2 separate regions of the Homo sapiens genome follow, and region 1 is linked to region 2. The links are chromatin loops, found by intact Hi-C in ENCODE. Cell type or tissue: dorsolateral prefrontal cortex. All regions are shown on one strand. Each heading gives the region's core, and the rest is flanking DNA. Links, peaks and the distances in the headings are about the cores only. Region 1 overlaps HIPK2 (homeodomain interacting protein kinase 2). Region 2 has its middle 72 kb from the start of SLC37A3.

Region 1 (5,376 bases), core at 222-5,221, 710 kb before region 2:
TGTCCCTGCTGGGGGTCCTGGCACCTGTATCCTCTAGGTTCCCAAACTTCTGCTCGGTGGTTCCACTTTCTTGCCAGCCACTGCTCCTGCTGCTGCTTCCTTCCTGATGTCCCTGGAATCCACTGACTCTTTTCAGTTGTGACTTCCTGGTGCCTGGGACCTATAAGGCCCTGACTAGAAATGTTCTGGTCTCTACTTCCCTTCCAGCCTTCTTGAGCACAGAGGGTAGATCATTCTTTCCACAAGACACCTTTGTGCATGTCAGCACCCCTGCTCCAAAATCCCAATTACAGCTTGATGAACATGGTATGCGCCTGGTCTAGTGCCCTGTTTTCCCTGGTTTGGCCAACCTTACCTTCTAGACTTATCTCCCTCTGCTCTCCACTCTTCTGACACCAAGATTAGTTTACTCATTGTTTTCCAAGCATACTGTGAGCACAGGCCTTTCCCTTCATACAAGCTCTCTGACCCATAGCATTCTCTCCAAGCCTTTGGGCTTTAAGGCCTAGCCTGGGTCCCACATGCCCCATTGTGAAACCCTTTCAGACACCATTAATGGAAATGAATTGCTCCTTCCTTTGCTATCACACAGTACAATATAGCCTTCTAGCCCAGCTCCTGTTACAATCTGCCTTACAGTACAGTTGGTCTTTCCAGCCTAAAGTCTCCTGGGAGGGAGGGGCTGTGTCTTAGTGGTGTTTTCCTCCAGCCTGCAGTGGTCTCTCCTTCCTCTCGATTCTGTAACACATAATCTGTTTGTCTACCTGGCCCCTAGTACATGCTATTCTGCATTTTGATTAAACTATTTTTGCTTACAGCCTGTCTCACCATGGAGACCATGAGCTCCTTGAGAGGCTGAATCTTCCAGCTCTGTAGACTCAAGGACAAATGGCACTTGTGTCCTGATATGGACCCAGTCTCCAGTGTGACCATCAGACATGCATAAGGTTTTCCCCTAGTTTCGAACCCTGCTTAAGGACCAGTTGAAGAAGCCCATGTGAGGGCAACAAAAAGTTTTCTACTTCTGTATATCCTCCTTTAGCTCTCAGAAAGGTAGCTAGCCTATCACTTGCCAGAGAGGAGCACACAGAGAACTGGGAAGAGCTCTTGCAGCTGACAGATAGTAATAACAAGAAAAAACAAGTTAAAAAAAATCAGAGACTGGGGTCTTGCTATGTTGCCCAGGCTGGACTTGAACTCCTGACTCAAGTGGTCCTCCCACTTCAGCCTTCCAAATAGCTAGGATTACAGGTGTGCACCACTGTGCCTAGTGAAAAAGCAAGTTTATTGATGACACAGGTTTTCCAAAAATGGAAGAAGTGATTCCTGGAAGCAGTTGTAGTAGACGTTCAAATGGTTCCAGAAGGAAGGGGTTTGAGCTTGGTCTATAAACTCAAATTCAAATTCTTGGTAGAAGGCTAGGTCCAAATAATAGAATTCCACGGAAATGTTAGAGAAGTTGCTGATCCACATGATAAACAAGGAATAGCTGAGAGAAGACTTATTATTCAACATGTTACCAACTGGGTAACCTGAAAGTTTTAGAAAGTAGAGGAAGTCAGCTGCCTTGAGACTTAACGGGTTATGAATTATTGACCCAGCTTCCTTGAGACCTAAAAGATTGTAGATTCATGATCATTTGGGAAATGGTTCTTTGGTTAGTCTACTGGATATATGTTAAAGGTAGCAAGAGATTCTTTAAGTAGTTTAATGTCCTTCAACTTCTAACATAAAACTATGCATATATTGTATTGCTTCTAAATATCTAAATGGGCAAACAGCTCCAAGGAGCTCATGTAGAAAGCTAGCTACTAGAACCAGCAATGAACAGAAGAAGTCTTGTTGGATTTAAAGAGCAGACATCACCTAGGAAAGGCATTTGGGGACCTCCATAAGACTTACTTAAGACTTACTTATGCTGCTGTGTATGTATATTTTAAGAGTCCAGACTCTGAAGCCAGATTGCTGGCTGCAAAGCCTAAGCCCACCTCTCATGAACGAGCAAGGGCCTTGGGTAAGAGAATTAATCACTCGGTGCCTCAGTTTCCTCCTCTAAAATGGAAATGATAATAATAAAACCTATCTCACAACGTTGCTGGGAGGATTAAGAGTTATGGTACGCTTAGTAAAGCCTGGCACATAATAAGTGTTAGCTATTAGTAATGATGTTATTTAATAACAACAGTATCAGTGGAGGGAAAGCATGCCTTAGTGCTTAAGGCTAGGTGTGTCCTGAGTAATTTTTTTTTCCTGATGTATTCAAAAGTAGGGAGTAGTAGAATCCAATGCAAGAGAACAGAAATCCTGTTCTTGGACCCTTTGCTTTTGTGGGATGTCATTTTCCCTTACCCACGACTCTGGCCCAAGCATCACACTAAGTTACCAGCTACTCCTACTTCACCCCAGTCCCAAGCCAGATCTGGATGGTCTCAGTGCCGTGGAGAAGACGGGTGTTCTTATTTGACAACTGCCTTTTGATGAGCAACCCTTTTAGTTTTGCAGAGTCTTTGCGACACCCTTTGGAGTGGATATGCTGGCTGTCATATCACCAGCAAGATGGCGGTGGCCCCCCACCCCGCGTCTGGTCAGGGACCACAGTTCTCCAGCCTGGCAGAAAGACATCCATGGGAAGGACAGCCTGCTGGGGAGACTCCACTTGACATGACGCCTGCATTGGAGGGGTGCTCCTTCCTCCTGTTTCACAGATGCCTTTGATACCTGATGGGGCAGATGTTAGATGGGGACAGGTAGTTTGGGGTTAGGGAGTTAAGACCAGGTGCCTCATGAGGGCTGGTGGGAGAAACAAATGTCTTCAAGGAGGTAATGAACAAAACCATGCTGATTTTTGTCAAGAAGCTCACAGGTCTGGCTATGGATGCTTTAGCCTTAGGGCTGGGCAAGGTTAGTTTTCGGACTCCCAACAGCTCTTTCACCCTAAGGAGAGCTTCAAGAATGCAAACGGCCCCCAGAGGGCAGCAGATACCAGGTGGTGTCTCCTAGAATTTGGGCAAAGGGAGATGGCAGGCTGGGAAGAAAAGCTAGGCCTGAGCAGGCCAATGTGCCACAAGGATGGCCTAGGGGAAAAGGGTGGGAAGGGGAGCGGCTGAAAAGCAGGGGGCAGTGACTCTTCAGTGACAGGAGGGACCTTTCAAAAAGAATGGACATAAGGTATTCACATTTCAGGTACACACACATCCACACAGAAGTCTTTTCATTCCAGATTGATATTAAGAACAAAAATCTGGGGGCCCTTCTTTAGGGGAACTAGGAGGATTGAAAGATGGGAGTAGGAGTTACAGTTTCTTAGACACTAGAGGCAGTCTCAGCTCAGACTTGGAGATTATTCATTCAATAAATATTGCCTGGGTGTCATCCAAGTTTCAAGCAGTATGTTAGCTGCTCCTTCTGCCAATTTCCTGGAAATCTGTGGGAAGAAAACCTTAGCTTCCTGATCCCATTTAGTTCCAGCTGCTGGGATTCTGGTGACAGGCTGATGAACTGATTTTCTCCATGACTCGGAGAAAGGACAGGGTTTATCTGTCCCAAAAGGAGATCAGGTAGATCCAGCCATGTGGGGACGAGGGGAAGGGCCTGAACTGGGTGATTCCCTGAGTCCTTCCCAGTTCTAGAATCTTTATTTTTTTTAGATTAAATCCATGTTTCCATGATCTTTTTCTTTGTTTTTTGAGACGGGGTCTCACTCTGTCCCCTAGGCTGGAGTGCAATGACATAATCATAGTTCACTGTAGCCCTGAAGTCCTGGGCTCAAGCACTTCTCTCACCTCTGCCTCCTGAGTAGCTGAGACTATAGGCATGCACCACCATACCCAGCTAATTTTTTGTATTTTCTGTAGAGATGGCGTCTCACTGTGTTGCCCAGGCTACTCTTGAACTTCCTGGCTTTAAGTGATCCTCCCACCCTGAACTCCCAAAGTGCTGGGGTTATAGGCATGAGCCACTGTGCCTGGCCAGTTCTAGAATTCTTTACCAGGCACATATCAGGCATAAAAGGATCATAGCACCCCCTTCCCCCTATTCCCACATCAGGACAGAGGAAAGCAGTAAGGGGAACCATCTCAGAAAGAATGGCCCTCACCAGTCCTTTCTGGGACCTGTCAATGGGGCCAGAAGTCAACACAAAATGTGCCTGGGTCCCTCAAAGGAAATAACCTTGGATGCAAATACTTTGTTTAGTTGTTGAACATGACAGCAGGAATTTTGCCTCCTGACTAGGTATGATGGAAAATACAAGTCCTGAGGCTCACACTGTGCAGCCCCGCCTCTCCTTCCCTTCTGTTTCCCACTTACCTGGTTGTGGACAGTGGTCAGCTGGTTGTTAAAGGTCATGGTCAGGTTGGTGGACGTGCTGGGGGCCACGTGCGTGATGAAAGGGGTTTTGCTCTGGTTCACCGTGTCATACATATTCACCCGACGCTTGCAGATCTCCATGTTCTGGAAACATGATTTGACGCTGTTCATGCAAAAGGCAGAGGCATATTGAGACATAAGGGGAGGGGAAGAGGGTAACGTGGGATGAAGGGGAGAAAACAAAGGAAAGGAGAGAAGGGTTAATTCAGTAAACAGGACAAGCAGGGAAACTAAACTTTAGGTCTAAGTTTCTTGGATTGCTTGTGCAAAGCCTGTGCATTTGCAACAGGCACGGTTATTCAGATGAATTTTCTCCAGTGCCCTACTACCCTTTCTCCATATAGGTTCTATATATCACAACAAAACTGACTGCTCACACTGCATTCTCACATCAGGTCCACCTGCAGCATCACTGCTCATTCTCAACTCTCAGCCTGGTTTCTGGCCCACAAACCAATGTATAAGCTCTCTGAATGGGAACATTAACTAGTCACTTATAACCCGCCTCCACCTTTCCCAAAGACAACCCTTGTAGTCACCTGCTTCAGCTACCCTGGGTCACCAGCACCACCTAGGGGACGGCCAAGGAACTCTCCAACCCAGTATGGTGACCCTATTGCCACACTTTCTCCCACAGGGGTTGTGCAGGTAGGTAATGGAAACAGTAATAATACTAATAATTAATAATAGTGGTTAACATTTATTAGTGTCCTAATAATAATACTCTGCAACCTCTCACTCGGTCCGGCAACATCCATAAGACGGAGACATGATTCTCGTCCCTACTTCACGAGTAAGGCTGAAGCTTAGGGAGGTAGGGAGTTTGCCAAGGATAGGTAATCACTGGCTACCTTCGTGTATACACATACGTCCTCTTTCACCAACTTCAGCCTTCATTTTCTTGTCTAAGTCTTGTCCAGCTACATGAAATAGAAATTTTCTCCTTTTCTTCCCCCATTGCATCTGTGTATCAAAACAAAACCCCAACTACAAAAGTAAAGTATAAAA
Region 2 (5,376 bases), core at 297-5,296:
TAGGGGCGTGGAGGAAATGGAGAGTGAGTGCTAATGGGTATGGAGTTTCTTGGGGGGATGATGAAAATATTCTACGATTGATTGTGGTGATTCACAGCTCTGTGAATGTCTCCAAAACCTTTGTGCACTTTAAATGGATGACTTGTACGGCATGTATAAATTATATCTCAATAAAGTTGTTTTAAAAAAAAGATGAGAGTTGTTTAATACTATTAATTGCAAACAGTACATCCATAGAAGAAAAGTGCAGCCTCTGCTTACTAACAGGTCTCTGGTCTGTCTCAGATTTTATAGCTAGAGATGAGGATTCGTGCAGGATCTCACACTTAATCCAGCAAGTAAGAGAGTCACTCTCGGTGTCTAAGCAGCGGAATAACACCGCAAAAGTCCCGTTAACAAGACTATTCTAAGAGTTGAGCAGAGGGCAGAGTGAAGCGAGGCAAGGCTGGGAGCAGGAGCACCAGCGATGAGGCTGTTATCAGTCACCCAGGCACAGGATGGTGGCTCGGAAACAAAAATGAAAGATGAACTGGAAAAGTGAGGAGGAGAAAGAATCAGCAACACCTGGAGGCTGACTACATGAAAAGAGAAAGATGTGCCAAAAATGATCCTTGCGGCTGAGAGCCTGGGGGAATTGAAAGACTGGGCTGCCCCGATAGTTAAGGAGAAACCAGAAAGCGTGAGAATCATGGCCCAGTTGAGGGCCCGTGGTCCAGGAATCAGAACGACTCCATGAATGAGAATCCAGACATGGCTCGATTCCTAAGGTTCCTCAAAATCATTTCAAGCAGCTTACTGAACAAAGACCACTAGGAAAGTTATACTATTTCCTATACGATACACTAGGCGGCAGGTTTGCAGGGACTGGAGAAAACTAGCTATATTAAATTGGGATATCCTAGTGATCTCCAGGGAACCTAAGACTGGAAAATGAGTAACAAATTGGGGCTAGGGCTAAATATTTGGTAGTCATTTGTAGATTTTAAGAAATATTAAAAAGTGAACTTTCTAAGGAAGCACTAGAGCAAGAACAGAGAAAATTAAACATTAAGTAATGTTCTACCTCCTGTTTACCAGGCACTGTACTAGGAGTTTTTTGTTTTTTTGTTTTTTTTTTTTTTTTTTTAACGATTAGAATGTAGACCTTTCTAGAGTTTTGTAGACTGGTGAAGACAAGGTTGAGTATGAACAAGAATCTCTGAAACACAGAAAATGAAAGAATTTTGCCTAGAGAGTTTCTTGGGATTGAGGATTAGGAGGAAAGAGGAAATCAAGTTGGGAAAGATCAGTAGCGTTCAAAGAATGAGAAGGTACTCAACAATTTCAAAAGGGAAGAACTGGGACCTCCCAGTTTGATCAGAAAGCAATAGTGGGGGAAGTGTTTCAATCACATTTTGAAAAAGCTTTTTTTTTTTTTTTTTTTGAGAGAGAGAGTCTCGCTCTGTCACCCAGGCTGGAGTGGAGTGGCGTGATCTCGGCTCCCTGCAACCTCCTCCTCCACCTCCCAGGTTCAAGCAATTCATCTGCCTCAGCCTCCCAAATAGCTGGGATTACAGGCGCCCGCCACCACGCCCAGCTAATTTTTGCATTTTTAGTAGAGACGGGGTTTTGCCATGTTGGTCAGGCTGGTCTCAAACTCCTGACCTCAAGCAATCCACCCGCCTCAGCCTCCCAAAGTGCTGGGATTACAGGCATGAGCCACCGCGCCTGGCCCTAAAAAGCTTTTCAAAGGGAAAGACGGAAGTTGTCTTCAAATATATTGAGTTAGCCCTTCAATGTAAATAAGGAAAAAACTGTATATTTTATATATTTTATATATATATACACACACATAAATATACATACACACACACACACGTATCTCAAGAGAAAATATACATTTGTGTTGCTTTTTCCTAGAACCAATGGAAGAAATCATGAGATCCCCAGTGAATAGGATAAAGACCGTTCTAACCATGGGAGCTCTCCAACAATGGAATGGCTTCCCCGGGAGAGCATGCTCTGGTCCTTGAAAGGGGACAGTTTCCGCGGACAGGTTAGTGGCCAGCTGGTAGAGACAACACAAAGGAATTCACACACGAGAGAGGGAGGAAGCCGACTGAGCTCTAAACTCAGTTCAAAGCTGGATTCCAGATGATGGAAGGAAGAGTTGCTGGAAAATAATGTGGTTTTCCATAGGTGGACTGTCCATTCGGAGAATCTGTTCAACATTGGTAGTAGAGGGATGACAGCTGTGAGAGGTGAAGGGGGTGACTGAAGGTCTCTCCTCCCTCCACTGACTCAATTCAGAGGTCTGGAGACATAAAGACTGAAGAAAAAGGTGGACAGAAGCTAATTTAAGGGAGTGAGATTTCGAGTGAAGTTAAGGACCCACGTCTTCTGAGACTTTAGCACAGGCTGAGTCAGGGATTTTGAGGCTGAACTGTCTCAGTGGACGATCTCCAGGTCCTCTGCATCTTCCAGTATAAGGGACTGGGAGGTTACCAGCGGAAATAGGAGGCCAGGGGAGGGAACCGAGGACTTACACAGAGGGGAAACAGAGAGAGAATAACTAGCCAGGAGGACATCTAAACAAACGGATATAAAGTGAGACTGAAATAAAGAGCGTGCAGCACTTTCCTTCAAACAAGTGCAGCAGGCAGTGTCTGGGACTTTGTCTCCCCCTGCTGAGCCAAGAGGTATGAATGGTCCGCCACGGGGAAAGGGTTTTCACAGGCCAAGAACTGCTTCTTTGGGAAGGAAAACATAACCAACGGTATAAAAATCTCCTTCTCTCTCACAACCACCACGACCCTGAAGCATTAAAGAAGCTGGTAGACAGTGACATGGCTGTGCCAAGACCAGATGCGTGTGGAAGGGGACAGCAAAGGGGACAGCACTGGGCACCCCATGGCCACTCTTGCCAAGATTTCTCTGAAAGCTTCTTCCCTTCACCACCAATCCAACCCCTTTATCCAGAGGCTGTGCCAATGGCCTCTCACGGATTGCAGAGCCTGGGGCTGGGAGGGTGGGGGCAGGAAGTTAGGGATCCTCCCTCAGGTCATGACACAGGCTTGCTTCTCAAAAGATCTGTTGGTCAGGCGCCGTGGTTCACGCCTATAATCTCAGCACTTTGGGAGGCTTAGGCAGGTGGATCACCTGCGGTCAGGAGTTTGAGACCAGCCTGGGCAACATGGTGAAACCCTGTTTTCTACTAAAAATACAAAAGTTAGCCGGGCATGGTGGCAGATGCCTGTAATCCCAGCTACTCTGGAGGCTGAGGCACAAGAATCGCTTGAACCCAGGAGGCAGAGGCTGCACTGAGCTGAGATTGCACCACTGCACCCCAGCCTGGGCAACGGAGCGAGATTCTGTCTCAAAAAAAAAAAAAATCTGTTAAGGAGGATTATGAGGCTCTACACTCTCTCCAAGAGCTTGTTCACAGAATAATCTCTTTTCGGAACCTGAGTAGAACCAATAAAAGTAAAACCCACTGGGGCGTGTGGGGAAGGAGCGCTCTCTGCCACCAGTACTTTGGTCACGACTGTTGCCCCTCGCAGCCCCGCCTTCCTGGCTCCAGAATGGTTGCTCTTTATTTTATAACCCTATTAACATCTTCATTCGTCATTCTAGGACACAGAGGCCAGTTACGTCTGCTATTTGTTAGGTACTATTTTTTAATGGAAATCAACTGCAGTGCTGTTAGGTTCCTGAGGCTTTCCATGGTGAGCCTAAGAAAACAAGCAAAATGCTAAATAAATAAACAAATGCACACACACAAAAAATATCTAGGAGTGTGGTACCCTAATGTCACTCTGTAGGGTGTGATAATAACTACTAAACAAGGTAAAGGCCTTTGAAGTCCTCAGATGAAAGGTTTTACCTAAATACAATTATCCCATTAAATCCAAAAGAACATTCCTGTCCAACAGGGTAGCCCTTTTATCTGTGTTTCTCTGCCAATGAATTTCTGAGATGACAGCTTCCTGTGCCACAGTGATAAAGGGGATTGAAAACAGTTTCAAACAATTTTGCTACTTTTTATTTAATTCCTGAAAGGACAAAAAGAAAAAAAAATTCCTTAAACAGAGGGCAAGAACAAGCAGTAAAAAGCTGACCAATGGCATTTTAGAAGCAACAATCTCATTCAAGGTTAATTCAACATTTGTTAGAAAGAGGGGTGCCCGAGCAGGGACCCAAGGCAGACCTGGGTCAGCCGGGCACGTGAAACAGTCACACCTCCGCTGACTGTGCAGACACAGAATTGGGGGAGAAACACCAAGGCAGCAGTTTATCAAGTGGATGGTGCAACTCTTAGACTCAAACAGAAGATGAGGGAAAAAGAGTAAAGAGGTGCTGTTTAGAAAGGCAAACCTAGGCCGGGTGCGGAGGCTCACACTTGTAATCCCAACACTTTGGGAGGCCAAGGTGGGTGGATCACCTGAGGTCAGGAGTTCAAGACCAGCCTGGGCAACATGGTGAAACCCCATCTCTACTAAAAATACAAAATTAGCTAGGCATGGTGGCAGGCACCTCCCAGCTACACGGGAGGCTGAGGCAGGAGAATCGCTTGAACTCAGGAGGTGGAGGTTGCAGTGAGCTGAGATCGCACCACTGCACTCCAGCCTGGGCGACAAGAGCAAAACTCCATCTCAAAAAAAATAAAAAGGTAAATCTAGTACAGAAGGCCCCCTAGAGAGAGGCTAAGACCCCAGGGCAAGGCCAGTCAGCCAGGCTGGCCTGGACATCCCTGTGGGGCCACAGCCCAACAGCAGGAACGGGACACAGGTGGTTTCCACACAAAGGTGCAGGTCTGACAATTCTGCTCACCCTTGGGACTCTGGCCCTAGAGAAAGATGAGAACTGGCTACCCAATTTACACCCTGGAAGTAGAAGTAAGCCTAGGGGAAGAGTCAATTTAAGGAGAGGCTGCATGGCAGAAAAAAAAAAGCCACTGAAGTTAAATTTTAAAAACTGGGTTTTAATTTAGTCCTAGTTCTGTTATTCAGATGATTTGACTCCCAGCAAGCCACTTACTCTCTCTGAATCTTGGTTCTGACATGTAAACTACAGAATCACCTGCAGACCTCAGACTGTGGAGGGGATAAAACAGAGTAGTGAACGGAACAGCAGTTTTAAAAGATGCATCCACCTATGAAGCATTATTTCACTAATGGCTGAAAGACCACACCTTGGGTGTCCAGGTACAGAACTTTTCGAGTATTATTTGATTAACTATGCAACATGCGTATGTTCTTACTTCCAAAAAGCCATATAGTAACAAATCATTGTTACGTTGCATATAACACACACACACACACACACACACAAATATAAAACCATTGAAGTGGCTGGGTGCAGTGGCTCACGCCTGTAATCCCAGCACTTTGGGAGGCT

What was found. A loop is a pair of places that touch in the nucleus more often than their neighbours do. Peaks named below come from ENCODE experiments on the same cell type or tissue, not always from the same donor. Only the 100,000 strongest peaks of a DNase experiment are listed, where the experiment ranks them.
Region 1: a loop joins it to region 2, with 2.9 times the contacts of the local background. A loop is called at or near these places in 5 of 110 quality-filtered maps.

The regions. Positions count from the first base shown.
Region 1 is chr7:139,616,093-139,621,468 of GRCh38, forward strand. HIPK2 (homeodomain interacting protein kinase 2) reads right to left here. Exons shown (of 15, transcript NM_022740.5): 7 at 4,309-4,471. Among named protein-coding and RNA genes, the nearest start is that of CLEC2L, 95 kb to the left of the region's middle. RefSeq lists an enhancer at 4,799-4,858. In dorsolateral prefrontal cortex, for the core only: CTCF peaks have their summits at 2,985 (motif pointing right) and 4,947 (motif pointing left); DNase peaks (open chromatin) are centred at 2,989 and 4,942; H3K27ac peaks cover 1,295 bases.
Region 2 is chr7:140,323,787-140,329,162 of GRCh38, forward strand. No RefSeq gene overlaps it. Among named protein-coding and RNA genes, the nearest start is that of SLC37A3, 72 kb to the right of the region's middle. In dorsolateral prefrontal cortex, for the core only: CTCF peaks have their summits at 2,659 and 2,858; a DNase peak (open chromatin) is centred at 2,675; H3K4me3 peaks cover 686 bases.